Regions from separate parts of the Homo sapiens genome. Here regions 1 and 3 are each linked to region 2. Evidence: chromatin contacts called from ENCODE Hi-C or POLR2A ChIA-PET data. All regions are on one chromosome and are shown on one strand. Each heading gives the region's core, a stretch centred on a gene start or an enhancer-like site at or near the end of the contact. The rest is flanking DNA. Distances are from core to core; before and after follow the strand shown.

What was found. A loop is a pair of places that touch in the nucleus more often than their neighbours do. ChIA-PET counts read pairs that join two places held with the same protein, here RNA polymerase II (POLR2A). Pooled maps may share reads with other maps.
Region 1: a pooled map shows a loop between it and region 2 (4-fold over the local background). The contact joins two enhancer-like sites. A Hi-C loop is called at or near these places in 4 of 50 pooled maps. POLR2A ChIA-PET finds 5 or more read pairs at or near these places in 3 of 52 experiments (CD4-positive, alpha-beta memory T cell, CD8-positive, alpha-beta memory T cell and activated CD4-positive, alpha-beta T cell).
Region 3: a pooled map shows a loop between it and region 2 (3-fold over the local background). The contact joins two enhancer-like sites. A Hi-C loop is called at or near these places in 6 of 50 pooled maps. POLR2A ChIA-PET finds 5 or more read pairs at or near these places in 3 of 52 experiments (CD4-positive, alpha-beta T cell, activated CD4-positive, alpha-beta T cell and activated T-cell).

The regions. Positions count from the first base shown.
Region 1 is chr15:60,842,566-60,846,690 of GRCh38, reverse strand. The region is part of intron 1 of RORA (RAR related orphan receptor A); the gene reads left to right. Among named protein-coding and RNA genes, the nearest start is that of RORA-AS4, 81 kb to the right of the region's middle. Within about 2 kb of position 2,055, at least 3 of the 41 ENCODE cell types and tissues checked have a DNase peak (open chromatin) inside an H3K27ac peak, as active enhancers do.
Region 2 is chr15:60,518,541-60,522,775 of GRCh38, reverse strand. The region is part of intron 3 of RORA (RAR related orphan receptor A); the gene reads left to right. The region is part of intron 3 of RORA-AS1 (RORA antisense RNA 1); the gene reads right to left. Among named protein-coding and RNA genes, the nearest start is that of RORA-AS1, 41 kb to the right of the region's middle. Within about 2 kb of position 1,860, at least 5 of the 41 ENCODE cell types and tissues checked have a DNase peak (open chromatin) inside an H3K27ac peak, as active enhancers do.
Region 3 is chr15:60,793,866-60,797,823 of GRCh38, reverse strand. The region is part of intron 1 of RORA (RAR related orphan receptor A); the gene reads left to right. Among named protein-coding and RNA genes, the nearest start is that of RORA-AS4, 32 kb to the right of the region's middle. RefSeq lists an enhancer at 1,447-1,626. Within about 2 kb of position 2,188, at least 2 of the 41 ENCODE cell types and tissues checked have a DNase peak (open chromatin) inside an H3K27ac peak, as active enhancers do.

The DNA.
Region 1 (4,125 bases), core at 806-3,305, 320 kb before region 2:
GACCCTGTCATCCAGCCTGCGGGTACCATCAAAAGGCAGCTTGACCATTTTTGATATGTAGTGACAAAAGCTCTAATGTGTGAGTACAAAGGTGCCTTCTGTGAGTGCTTTGGTGCTTTAGCGCTTCAGTCAAATTACCAGTGGCTCTAATTAGTGTTCCTGAAATCTGGAGCAATCTATATCTGCATTCCAAAAAGGGGTGGAATGTTTCCCTCTGATAACACATTAGTATGAGTCCTTCCTAGATGGGTGTTCTGAAATTATAAGGACGTGATAGTGTGGAGGAGAAGCAGTTACGATAGAGAAACCTGTTGCTTTGAAAATCAGCAGTGATCTTTGCAATCAGCTGATTAATAAATATTTATACAGTACCTATCAAGTGCTACACTCTGAAAAAAATAAGTATGCAATGATAAATCACAGTACGGGCACCAATGTGGTTCTGACCTGGAAGCGAGTAGACCTGAGCCCTGACAGCCACTTACGATTGCTGCTATCTTTGGTTTAATCATTGTATAGCAGAGACAATAGTTATTGTCTCAACCAAGATTCATTTCCCTAGGACAAGTTACTTTATCTCTCTGGACCTCAAGATTAAGAGGGTCTGAAGGGATCATGCTGGTGGTGGTAATAAAAATAGCTTCACAGCTGGGCGCGGTGGCTCACGCCTGTAATCCCAGCACTTTGGGAGCCCGAGGGGAGCGGATCACGAGGTCAGGAGATTGAGACCATCCTGGCTAACAAGGTGAAACCCCGTCTCTACTAAAAATACAAAAATTAGCCGGGTGTGGTGGCAGGCACCTGTAGTCCCTGCTACTCGGGAAGCTGAGGTAGGAGAATGGTGTGAACCCGGGAGGCGGAGGTTGCAGTGAGCGGAGATCGCACCACTGCACTGCAGCCTGGGCGACAGAGCAAGACTCCATCTCAAACAAGCAAACAAAAAAATGGCTTCACATACTGAGGTGTATAATTGTGCTAAGTACTTTAATGCGAATTAACTCATATATTTCTAAAGCAAACTCAACTAGAAGATGGGTTCTGTTAGTCCCAATTTATAAATGAGAAAGCTGAGATTTAGGTTGTGTGACTTACCTGAAATCAAAGAACACCGACTAATGCCAGAGCTGAGATTCAGTAGCAAGTTTTAGAGCCTGTAAAGCTTCCAATCGGCACCCCCGGAAGCTCATCCCAGCTGTCACATTCTGTGGATCTGGGGACCTTAAAGAATCATCAAAAGATTGCCTGGGGAAACGAAAAGGTTGAAAACTGATGGGGGAAACCATATTTCAGGGAAATAGGGACGAGGCATTAGCAGAGCTTCAGAGAGGAGAAACATACCATCGTCTGTGGCTCAGAGAATTCAGAACCTAACTACATCAGAATACCGTGATGCTGAAATGCAGTGTGTCTTTCTGGGACACACACCGATAAATCAATGCTGAGATCTCAATTTGTGTTGACGTAGTGATGGTCATTCAGCAAATGAGCCTTCACATAGCAGGCAGTGCCACCCGGAAAGGCACTTCAAGGTTGCTGTATGACAACTAGTCTCACCTTCTCAACCTTTTCATTTTATACCAGTGTCAGCCACAGCTGGAGGACTTGTGAATTTCACTTTAACTATAATATTTAGTGAGGACACACACACACACACTCACACACTGGCACCCACAAAGTCTTCACTTTGAAACAAGGGTGGGTTTGGTTTCCTTCACTTATACAACTGATGCCTACCAGGGATATTTTTGTTTAGACGGCTCATTGGCCACAAACCGTTTCATTATGTGTTGCCCAGTTACCTTGGCTTCCTGCACATTCTTTTGAGCAGATAGTTCATCTCCTTATCTCAAAGAATTGTTTCCCCAAGTGTAGCCCTGGAGCCAATAGCTTTGATACCATCGAGGCAAGAAGGCATTAAACCACCTTTTTTGTAATTGTCTTAGTCTTACTTTTTCATGTCTGTTTCATGAAAAGTTGATGTGGTTAGATTTAAGCTGGGCCTCGCTGAGGGTATCATCTGTGCCTGGGGTTACCCACATCATCACGTGGCTTACCTTCCTTTGCAGTATGGTGATCTTATCTTCTTTGCTGCTTCTTGCCATAGAGCAACCAGCTCCTTCTAGCTCCTATGTGTGTGTGCATGCATACAAGTGTGCATTCGACATGCGTGGAGGCTTGCTCGTGGCAGCAGCTTGTAAAATGACACTTTACCATTCAGAATGAAAACTGGCTGGTTGGGGGCCTTTGCTATACTCTTAGGGGCAAACGACAACAACAACAACAACAACTCCTTCATTGGCTTTTCCATTTGGGAACTTGGAGCAAAGTTTTCCTTAAGTAGATGCATTTCTGTGTAGTTTAAAGTAGTAATTCTTTTGTTCCCTCTGTGTCCCAGTAACTGAGCTGACAACCCAGGGTACAAAGATGAATATGACTGAGTCACTGTCCTTGAGAGAGCCTCAGGACAGCCATAGGAGAAAACATGTTAACAAATAGCTAGAATTCAACTCAGGAAGGGCAGAGAGGTGCCAGGAACAGAGTTCTCTGGGAAGACAAGTGAGGGGACTAGGAGAGAAGAGCCAGAGGAGGCTATGAAAAGGAGCAGGCATTTAAACTCCATCCTCAAAGTCAAGTGCAGGTTTGCCAGTTAAAGAGGGGAAGATATTCCTGGTGGAGAGAATAACCAAAAAAAAAGTAAATGAAGATGTGAAAGTGTGGGCTATGTTTCCTGTGCCCTGAGCAGAGTAGGTATATTAGGGTGAGGCTGTAGAAAGATGGGCCAGCCCAGCTGAGGAAGGACTTAGTGCATTATCCTGAGATGTTTAGCATTCAGGGTATGCTTTAAGATTCAATCCAACAAGTGCACCAGAGACCCAGGAAAAGCAAAAAGAGACATTCACGGACCTTGCCAAAATGGAGAACTTTGCCTTCCCCAGCAAGACAGGGCTGTGCCAGCCGTTCTGTCCCTGGTTCTGACTCAGCCTTTGGCTTTCTTTTCATCAGTCATTTAACCCTCCGAGAACCTGGCTTGCCACGGTCAGAGTGTGAATCTTGAAAGCGTCCTTGACCCCTCCTGACAACTGTAAAGTCATGGGAAGAATTGCTCTTGTAACTCATCTTGCCCTTGGGCAGCTAGTGGACATTTGACCATGACACGTGTAACAAGAACAGTTGGTTTGTGTGGCTGCAGCAGCCACATCACAGGGAGAGGGAAAGAGCTCTCCGCCTGGGAGAAAAGGCCTTGGGAACTGTGTGGGCTCTACCACTCTGATACTGAATGACCTTGGACAAGTTATTTCTCTCCAGGCTCCGATGTCCTCACCTGTAAAATGAGGTACCTGGACTTTATGGCTACTAAGAGGCCTTTTCTCCCTTCTACCGTGTCTGATTCTGCCTTGACTCTTTAATTTTTAGGAAGTTAGAGTGCAGGAGACTGACCAGGGAGCGTCTCTGCTTAACATGGGGACTCTGAGATTTGTGCATGTTTGTGCTTTGAGCAAGGAAAAAACAAATCACCAAGTGGCCCAGCGAGGTTGTTCCTTCTTCCATTTCCTTGCAGCAGAACAGCAGGGGGAGGGAGAGCGGCAGAACCCAGCTTCTTGGCTGAGTAGATCTTGGGTTTGGACATTTGGAGAATTACCTTAGGAATGGAGTTTCACGAGGGGTGTGGTGGGTGAACGAGAAGGGTGGACAGAGAAAGAGGCTGCTGCAGGATGCAGAGAAAGAGCCCACGTTTCAAATGAATACAGCCAGCCCCAGCTCTTCCACCACCCACTCTCACTCAGCAGATGTGGCGGGCTGGCACTCACTGCCCATCTACTTGAAGCTTCCTGGGCTGCGTGTCTTCTTTATCCACCCGATCTTCTACTTTGAAGGCTGAGAACTTTCAGCTCATATGGATTGAGGACTTCTTAGAGCTCCTCTGCCCCAGGCACCAGTTTGGGTTTGGGAGGGGGTGACCATGACAGCCCAGGACCTGTGTGGAGGGTCGGGGGAGGGGTGTGACAGCAGCACAGGGCATCCGTTCAGGTAGAAGGGGCAGTGAAGGGGTCAAGAGCATGGGTTTTGACATCATAAGATCTGCAGTCCAATGCTCACCACTGACCACTGACCCACTGTCAGCCT
Region 2 (4,235 bases), core at 611-3,110:
TTTTTAAGACACAGGGTCTCACTCTGTTGTCCAGGCTGGAATGCAGTGGTACAATCATAGCTCACTGCACCCTCAAACTCCTGGCTCCAACAATCTTCCCACCTCACCTTCCCAAGTAGCTGGGACTACAAGCACATGCCACTACACCTGGCTAATTGTTTTATTTCCTGTAGAGACAGGGTCTATGTTGCCCAGGCTGGTCTCGAACACCTGGCCTCAAGTGATCCTCCTGCCTCAGCCTCTCAAAGTATTGGGATTACAGGCATGAGCCACTGCATTGGGCCATCACCTTCCTGCCTCAGCCTCTCAAAGTATTGGGATTACAGGCATGAGCCACTGCATTGGGCCATCACTTTTTAAATCTAGACAATAAAGCAAAATAATAAATCAAACCCTGATCTGTAACATTTGCCAATTTCTGTGGTGTAAATAATCCCACCAATGGCCATTTTCAAGCCACCCGACCCGCTCTTTCACAGAATACAGAGTAGGGAAGGGATGCACAGCATGGTATAGTATTTCCACCTTCAGATATAAGGATAATTGATGTAGACAACCTGAAGAACATTGATAACAGTAAAATAATCATTAAAAAGTAGTTAATTTTTTATGTCAGGAATGCATCAGTTAATGTGTAATAACAGATTTAATAACTAGCCTTAATAACAAAATTCCTGACATTTTAGCACTCAGCTCTTGCAACCTGGTATGAGCCTTCTCCTAAACACCATGGCCTCTGTCCCAGTTTGCCAAGCGCCCATCTAATGGGATCAGTGAAAAATTCATAGTATACAGTCATTTTTTTTAAAGAAAAAGTATTAGGGAATAGAATTTCCAGAGAAGGTAAGACACGTATCAGAAATAAAAGCACAAGGCGTTTTGAAAAGCTAGGTGAAATAAGGGAGGAACACTGGAGAGATGTCTTTGAGACAGTAGGAATTGAAACAAAAGGTGGATATGTAGGGACTCTGTGTCAGGAAATCGAGAATGTGTGACATTGTTTTGTTTGTCCCACAATGAAGAAGATACATATAAGTAAGAGGGCACTGGACTTAAAATCAGGACAAGAGATTGAGTCCCAGCCATGGGACCTTGGACAAGTCATTTAACATTCTAAACTTCATTTTTGTTTTTGGCAAATCAGAAAACTCGAATCAATCTCTGGTTCTTAACAAAAGGAAGTCAAAGTCTTCGGGGAGCTTTTAAAAAATATTTACTATAAAAATGACAATTGTGGCCAGGTACGGTGGCTCACGCCTGTAAATCCGAGCACTTTGGGAGGCCGAGGCAGGCGAATCACGGGGTCAAGAGATCTAGACCATGCTAGCCAACATGGTGAAACCCTGTCTCTACTAAAAATACAAAAATTAGCTCGGTGTGGTGGTGCACGCCTGTAGTCCCAGCTACTCGGGAGGCTGAGGCAGGAGAATCACTTGAACCCAGGAGGCAGAGGTTGCAGTGACCCGAGGTAATGCCACTGCACTCCAGCCTGGTGACGGACCAAGACTCCGTCTCAAAAAAAAAAAAATGACAATTTTTTTCTTTTTTGACTTATAAAAATGGGAATTTCTCATTGTTCAAACTACTATGTATGCCTGGACGACATCGCCAAAAGTTTCTGGTTTGATATATAGTTCTGGTTTGATATATCTAAGGTGTATCTTTTAAAAGCTCTGTGGGTGTTTCTGATGCATCACCTATATGTCAACTGCTGTACCTGATAATCTCTCAAAGTCTTTCAGCACCAAAGGCCTGTTTGTTTTATTCTAATTTTCTATTTGCAATAGCTGCATGGTAATCTGCTGCCACTAGGTGGTGGTAGTGCGCCACAGTCACACTAAACGTATACTACCTGAAATGTATCATGGTGGCTCTCTGGCTCAAGCTCACCATGTTTGTAAATGAACATCTCCATGTATTTTAACATCCATAAAAAGTGAACTTTTATGACAGCCAAGTAATTTGTTAGCTTATCTTTTAGAAATAACAAAATTGCCAAATTATGTACTTGATACCTTTCCCAGCTCACAACTTCAGCACTTTTTTTTTACGCCTCCTCAGTTCCACCCAAAACTCCATGCCCTAGTTTTGTGCTTCCCCTGCTCTCTGTATGACCTCCAATCCCTGGAATTCATCTCTCAGCTCACTCACTTCCTAATCCTTTTGCAGGATTTCTCCCCAATCAGACAAAATCTATCTCTGTACTTAGAAACACACTACTTCTACCTTGAGGTAGGAAGGTACCTACCACACTTTCTACTTTTCTTCTTCCTCTTTCTAATCCTTCTTCCTCTTATGTGTTATTTAACTCTTAGTATCTTATCTGTTTAATTTTCCAAACCCTTAATCCTCTGAGAACCCCGCCCCCCAAGGAATACTGAAAAGAAGAGGTTTTTAAAAAGAAAAAGAAGCAACCCAAACCCTCATTCTTCCTGAAATGCAAAGTTCAGTATTCGTCTGAGTCATGGAGGTTTACTCACCCTGTTTCTCCCTTCTCAGCTCTCACCTTATAACCCCACTTCACCTCTCGCATCTGATATTTGATAGTTCTCCTTGTGGGTATGACTCTGTTGACTTAATCCAAAAGAAAGATCGCCTTTCTGGTTCTTAGCTATGCCACTCCCAGAACTTTTCAGCAGGCATTTGTTCAGCTGACTTAGTTGAGGTATAAATGATGCTGTAGAGAATAAGGTGTGTCTGCTTGCGTGCCTGCTTTCCCCAAATCCTCAAAACTGAGACTTCCAAATAAGGGTAATCCTCTTCCAAGCAGATAGTGTGGAAGCTGGACATTGGTTCGAGCCACAGTGCCACTGCTCAAAGAACATACGGAATGCTTCATGAGTTTGCCTTGCAACTTATGGCATAATTACACAGACATCTTTAATGATAGTTATTCTGTGCCCTTGCAGTAAGTTTCATTGTTTGTTTGTTTGTTTGTTTGTTTGTTTAAATGAGCTAGAGTGATTTAGAAATAAGGTGAAGCAAATGGGGCAGAATACTTCTGGTCAGAAATGAGGAAAAATGATGGACTCATGAGACTGATTTTCTTATGTGACTCCTAATCCAGATCAGGAGGCAACTCCAGAGAGAGATTTTTGTAAAATGTCTGGGCGGTAGGAAGCTGGGTCAGCTAAAGGTGCTAAAGTGAGGGAAAACACTAATTTCAGAGTAGATTGCTCTTGCTACTTTATTCTGCATAACTTGTTTTTTACACTGCCTAATTTAATGGTTGCCCCATATGAGAACAACTAAGGAGGAATTCTTTTGACACACAAGAGAAGCAGAAAAACAAAACAAGATGACAGTGTAAGTTCTGGAGTTAAACTATGTGAAGTCATATCCTGGCTTTACCCCATGCTACAGCGAGGACTCTGAGCAAGTCACTACACCTCTCTAAGCCTCTGTTTTTTCAGCCTTAAAACCAGGGGAATGATAGGATTTGCCCAATATTGCCCTTGTCACAAGTGAATGACACAATCCACATAAAGCATAGAGTGCCTAGTATGAAGTCAGTGCTGTTTTAATGGTATTTGGGATTTGTTTTAATCAGGTACCATAAGACACACAGATCTGGAAATGACTGTCATGAAGGAAGAAGTTTGTTACACAGTAGTCCCCCCTTAGCCTCATGGGGATGCCTGAAACTGCGAACCTTTTAGATACTGTTTTCTCCCATACATCCAGACCTGTGATAAAGTTGAACTTATAAATTAGGCACAATGAGAGATTAACAACAATAATAATAATACAGAACAATTATTAAAATATACTGTAATAAAAGTTATGTGAATGTGGTCTCTCTTTGCTTCCCTTCTCTCTCTCAAAATATCTTAATATTCTTTTACTGCAGTTGACGCAAGTAACTGAAACGAGGAAAGCAAAACGACGATTAAGGAGGGAGTGCTGGACTCACAAATCCCTAGAGACAGGGCCCATGCCACACCATACAGGGGACACATGGGGAAGCGCCAGGGTCAGTGAAGGGGAGAGGGATGTGGGGAAACACTGCCAAGAGCCTCCATGGTGTTTTCCACAGGAAGGAAGGTGCAGCAGGATGAGCAGGATTAGGATAAGTAGCTAGTCTGAATCATTACAGACGGCGCTAGGAGGTAGGGGCTGTCCCTAATTGTCTTGTACCTAGCCCTAGGGTGACCAGGGCAGGGGAATCATGGCGAGAAGCGTAAGGGCCTGATGAAGAAGGTGTGCTGGGTGTGGGCTCTAGCCCACTTGGTTTT
Region 3 (3,958 bases), core at 939-3,438, 270 kb before region 2:
TGTGGAGAAGGAAGTACCTAGCTGCTGAAGCTGGCAATTGCTCGATGAGCCCATCCAGATCTAGGGCTCCACTGCTGCTTCTTGTCAACCGCGTGCTGGTCTTGGTGGGAACCAGGGTGTGCTCACTACTTTATAAATGACACCGGTGTCCTTGGCTGGGCCCGTAAGGAGTTAATATCTCATAAGCAGAGTGCGAGAAGTCTTACATAACTCATTCAGTCTCATCTCATGGGTGTTTTTCTGTAAACTCTGCCAGAACTAATTTCACGGTTTTAAAACAACTCATGGTACCCAAAGAATGTGTAATGAGCTGCCATGAGATGTGATTGTTTCCTGTTTGTAAGGAAAAGACCTGTGGCTTCTTGGGACTTATTAGGAATCATTTCTCAATTAATGTACAACCCAGGCCCTTGGAAAGGCACACACAGTGCAGCAAAGATGGCTTTGGAAGGCTGTCCTGGACAGGAGCTCCAGAACTGTCCCTTCTCCCAGCCACCTCATTCCCACCTATGTATGGCTATCTTTTTTTTAATGGTATAATACACATAATGTACAACTTACCATTTTAATCATTTTTAAGTGTGCAATTCAGTAGCATTTAGGACAATCACAAAGTTATGCAACCATGACACTATCTAGTTCCAGGACATTTTAATTATCCCAAAAGGAAATCCCATTTCCCATTCCCTTCTGCCACTGGCAACCACTAATCTGCTTTCTGCCTCTGTGCAGAAATAATAATAATAATAATAAATATAATTAATAAATATATAGATAATATAATTATATATTATATAAATATATAAATAAAATATATTTAGACATAAATAATGATAAACCTACTCATGGTATTTGTATAAATGGAATAATATATTATGTGGCCTTTTGTGACTGGCTTCTTTCACTGAGCATAATATTTTCAAGGGTCATCCAGGATGTAGCCTGTATGGGTCCTTTATTCTTTTTTTTGTGGCTGAATAATATTCTTTTGTATGAATGTACCACATTTTGTCTATCGACTCATCAGTTGATGAGAAATTGAGGTTGTTTCTACCTTTTTCCAATTGTGAACGGTGCTGTTATGAAGATTTGCATACAAGTTTTTCTTTGAACACTTTCTTTGAGTTCTTTTGGGTATATACCTAGGAGTGAAATTGCTGGATTATATGATCATATGATAATTCTATGTTTGATTTATTGAGGGGCTACCAAATTGCTTTACATAGTGACAACGTTATATTCCAACCAGCATGTACACATAAGGTTTCCAGTTTCCTTACCAACACTTGTTATTTTATTTCTTTTTTTTTTTGGCGGGGGGTGGATAGCCATCCTAGTGGGTATAAAGTGGTATCTGTCTGATTTTCTTTCAGAGTAATTTGTTTTCCCAAATAGTTTAAAGATTTTCAGAGGTGAAAAGCTTATACCGACCTGGTCACTGCCATGGGCTGGCCCAGCCTGACCTGCTAGGTCTCATTACCTCTCCAAGTTTAGAATCAGGCTTCTCCATGTGGGGAAGTCAAAAGGGTGAGTGCCTGGAGAGTCGTGTGCATGGGGAAGCTCTTGAGCTCAAGCCTGTTCCAGCATACATTCTGTGTCTCCCAGCAGAGCTAGAATACCACCCTCACTGTGATACAGAGAGGCACTGAGAGCAGAGAGCCTGGTTCCCGCACCCAGGAGGAGACGTGGCAGAACCACAGCTAAGGCCTGTCTCACTCCTACTTCAGGCTTCTTTCAGTTCTGTCAAGAACCACACATTCACTTTGCACTTCCCTTTTTTGAGGATGCAAAGGTTAAGAAAATGTTATAATGATGATGGTTATATTTGCATAGGCTTTACACATTTTGATACCCACAATGATCCTGTAATGTAGGCAAGACATCAGGTAGTATGATCCCCATTTGAAAGCTGAAGAAACCGAGGCATGAGGCCTTTTGGGTAATTTCCCAAAGTTATCTCCATTACATTACTTTGTCTTATGTAATGTTTTATGGTGGTGCAGTGCCTTACAGTCTACAAGGCATGTCACATCTGGTAGGGATGGAGGTGAGGGGAGAATGGTGGGCTAGGTGAGGGGAGTTGCCATATATAGGGAGGCGCCATAAGGAAGGCCTCCTCTGATTGTCTGTGGTTGACAAATCAACCTGTTGTTTCTGCCTTACTCACCATGGAGGGAGGGAGGGCAGGAAGCTGTTTGAAGTTGTGATATTAGGAGATCAGTGGCTGTTTGAGATCCCTCCTTCATCATTGCATCATATTAGCTACCATATACCACCATGGTATCAAACTGTGCCTCAGCGAAATACAGTTTAAAGACTGAGCCTTCCCTCAGGGAGCTTCCAGTCTAAACAGTTGTCAAATTCTTAGCTCAAAAATACTCTCCCGGGGTTTGGCTGCCCTTTCCAACACAGTTTAGAGAAGAAGAATATAAAAGCAAATTCTACATCTCAAGCAGCCCATTTTGAGTTGGGGTTTTATTTGCTGCTGCTGCTCTTGTTGTTTCGTGGTGAGCACAGGAGTAAAGGTGAAGAGCTCCTGCCAGCCTACAGAAGGTGAATAGCCCATTTGAAACATTGACTTCGGGTTGCCATTTTGAATTCTCTCTATGGCTGTCTCCACCACCAACCACAAACTTCAGGTTGGTTCTTCAGAGGTAAGGACTCTTTTTCCCGGTTCCTGAGGTGGCATACATCTAGTGTGTGGGGATTTTGGATACCTGATATCACCCTATATGCATAGCAAAATGGTGATAGATTATAAATGCCAGTGCTTATGGTAGGTTTCTTGAGGTTTTTATGTAATTGAGAAGCAGTGGGAAGGGGTGTCGCATTTTAGCAACTAAGGTCCAGGATTTGTTTTGAAATGAACCCCTCTGAGGGCAGAATCTCAGCACCACCCATTTTCCACATTTGTGTGGTTGAAGGACAGAAAGTGGACAGGCAGAACTCCAGGCCTACGGTGCTTGTGAGCAGTGAGCCCTAGGATATGGGCGCATGAGGCACAGCACCCTTCTAAACAGAAAGCAAGTAAGGAAGCCAGGTGCTTTTTCTCTGCCTCTGGTTGAATGATAACTCCACCCTATCAGAATAGAAGTACTGTTATTCAACAAACAGTGGCCAATCGTTTAGAAATTAATGATTGCCATTTTGAACATGTATTGGATTTTGCTGTCGGAAACCTGCAGGCAGCTCATAGGGATATTGGGGACTCAGTTAGCTGGTGACGTCAGTGGAGGTTTGGATATCTAAAAGCAAGCTTTGGATATCTAAAAGCAAGCTTTGGCTCAGTGGTATGCACCCAGTATTTTTCCCTAGGACTTTATGGTCGTTTTTCTTCCAAAGGGCAGCATACACACAGGTGTAATGGTTCTCTGGTGACCATGTTCAAATCTATCTAAAAGCCATTTGAAAACACAGGTGATATGTATACTTCATTATGTGCTATAAGTTGGGTAATGGGAGCAAATTAAAAAAGGAAGATTAAACATGGAATATGTGTGCAGGAGGGAGAAAAGGTTTCTCAAGAACGCGGTGAAACAGCAGATTATTCAGCCTTTCTCTACTCTCTTCATTAAAGCAATAGTGTTGGGCTTTGAGATTTTCTGTTTTAGTCAGACCTTTATTTCATTTATGCCAGTATTTGTAAATAATTATATGAATGTGGCATTTTAAGTAGACCTGTTACCAAACAGCATGTTATTTGCAGTGACTGTTTTCTGGGGAAGAAAAGAAACAGTTGAACACACGGCACTCAGCAGAATTGTAAAAAGGCTGCCAAAGAAGGGACTGTATTTTTCTACCTTTTCCCTGTCACCTTGGAGAGCCAGCTGGGACCCAGGTCCTCAAAGAACCCGTTCTAGAGTGCACTGTCTGAGTCAGGAACTTCCCACTGCTTGCTTAATCCGGCAGAATCACAGAGGCACTGAGGCGGGAGAGAAAGCCTGCACGGCTCAAATGT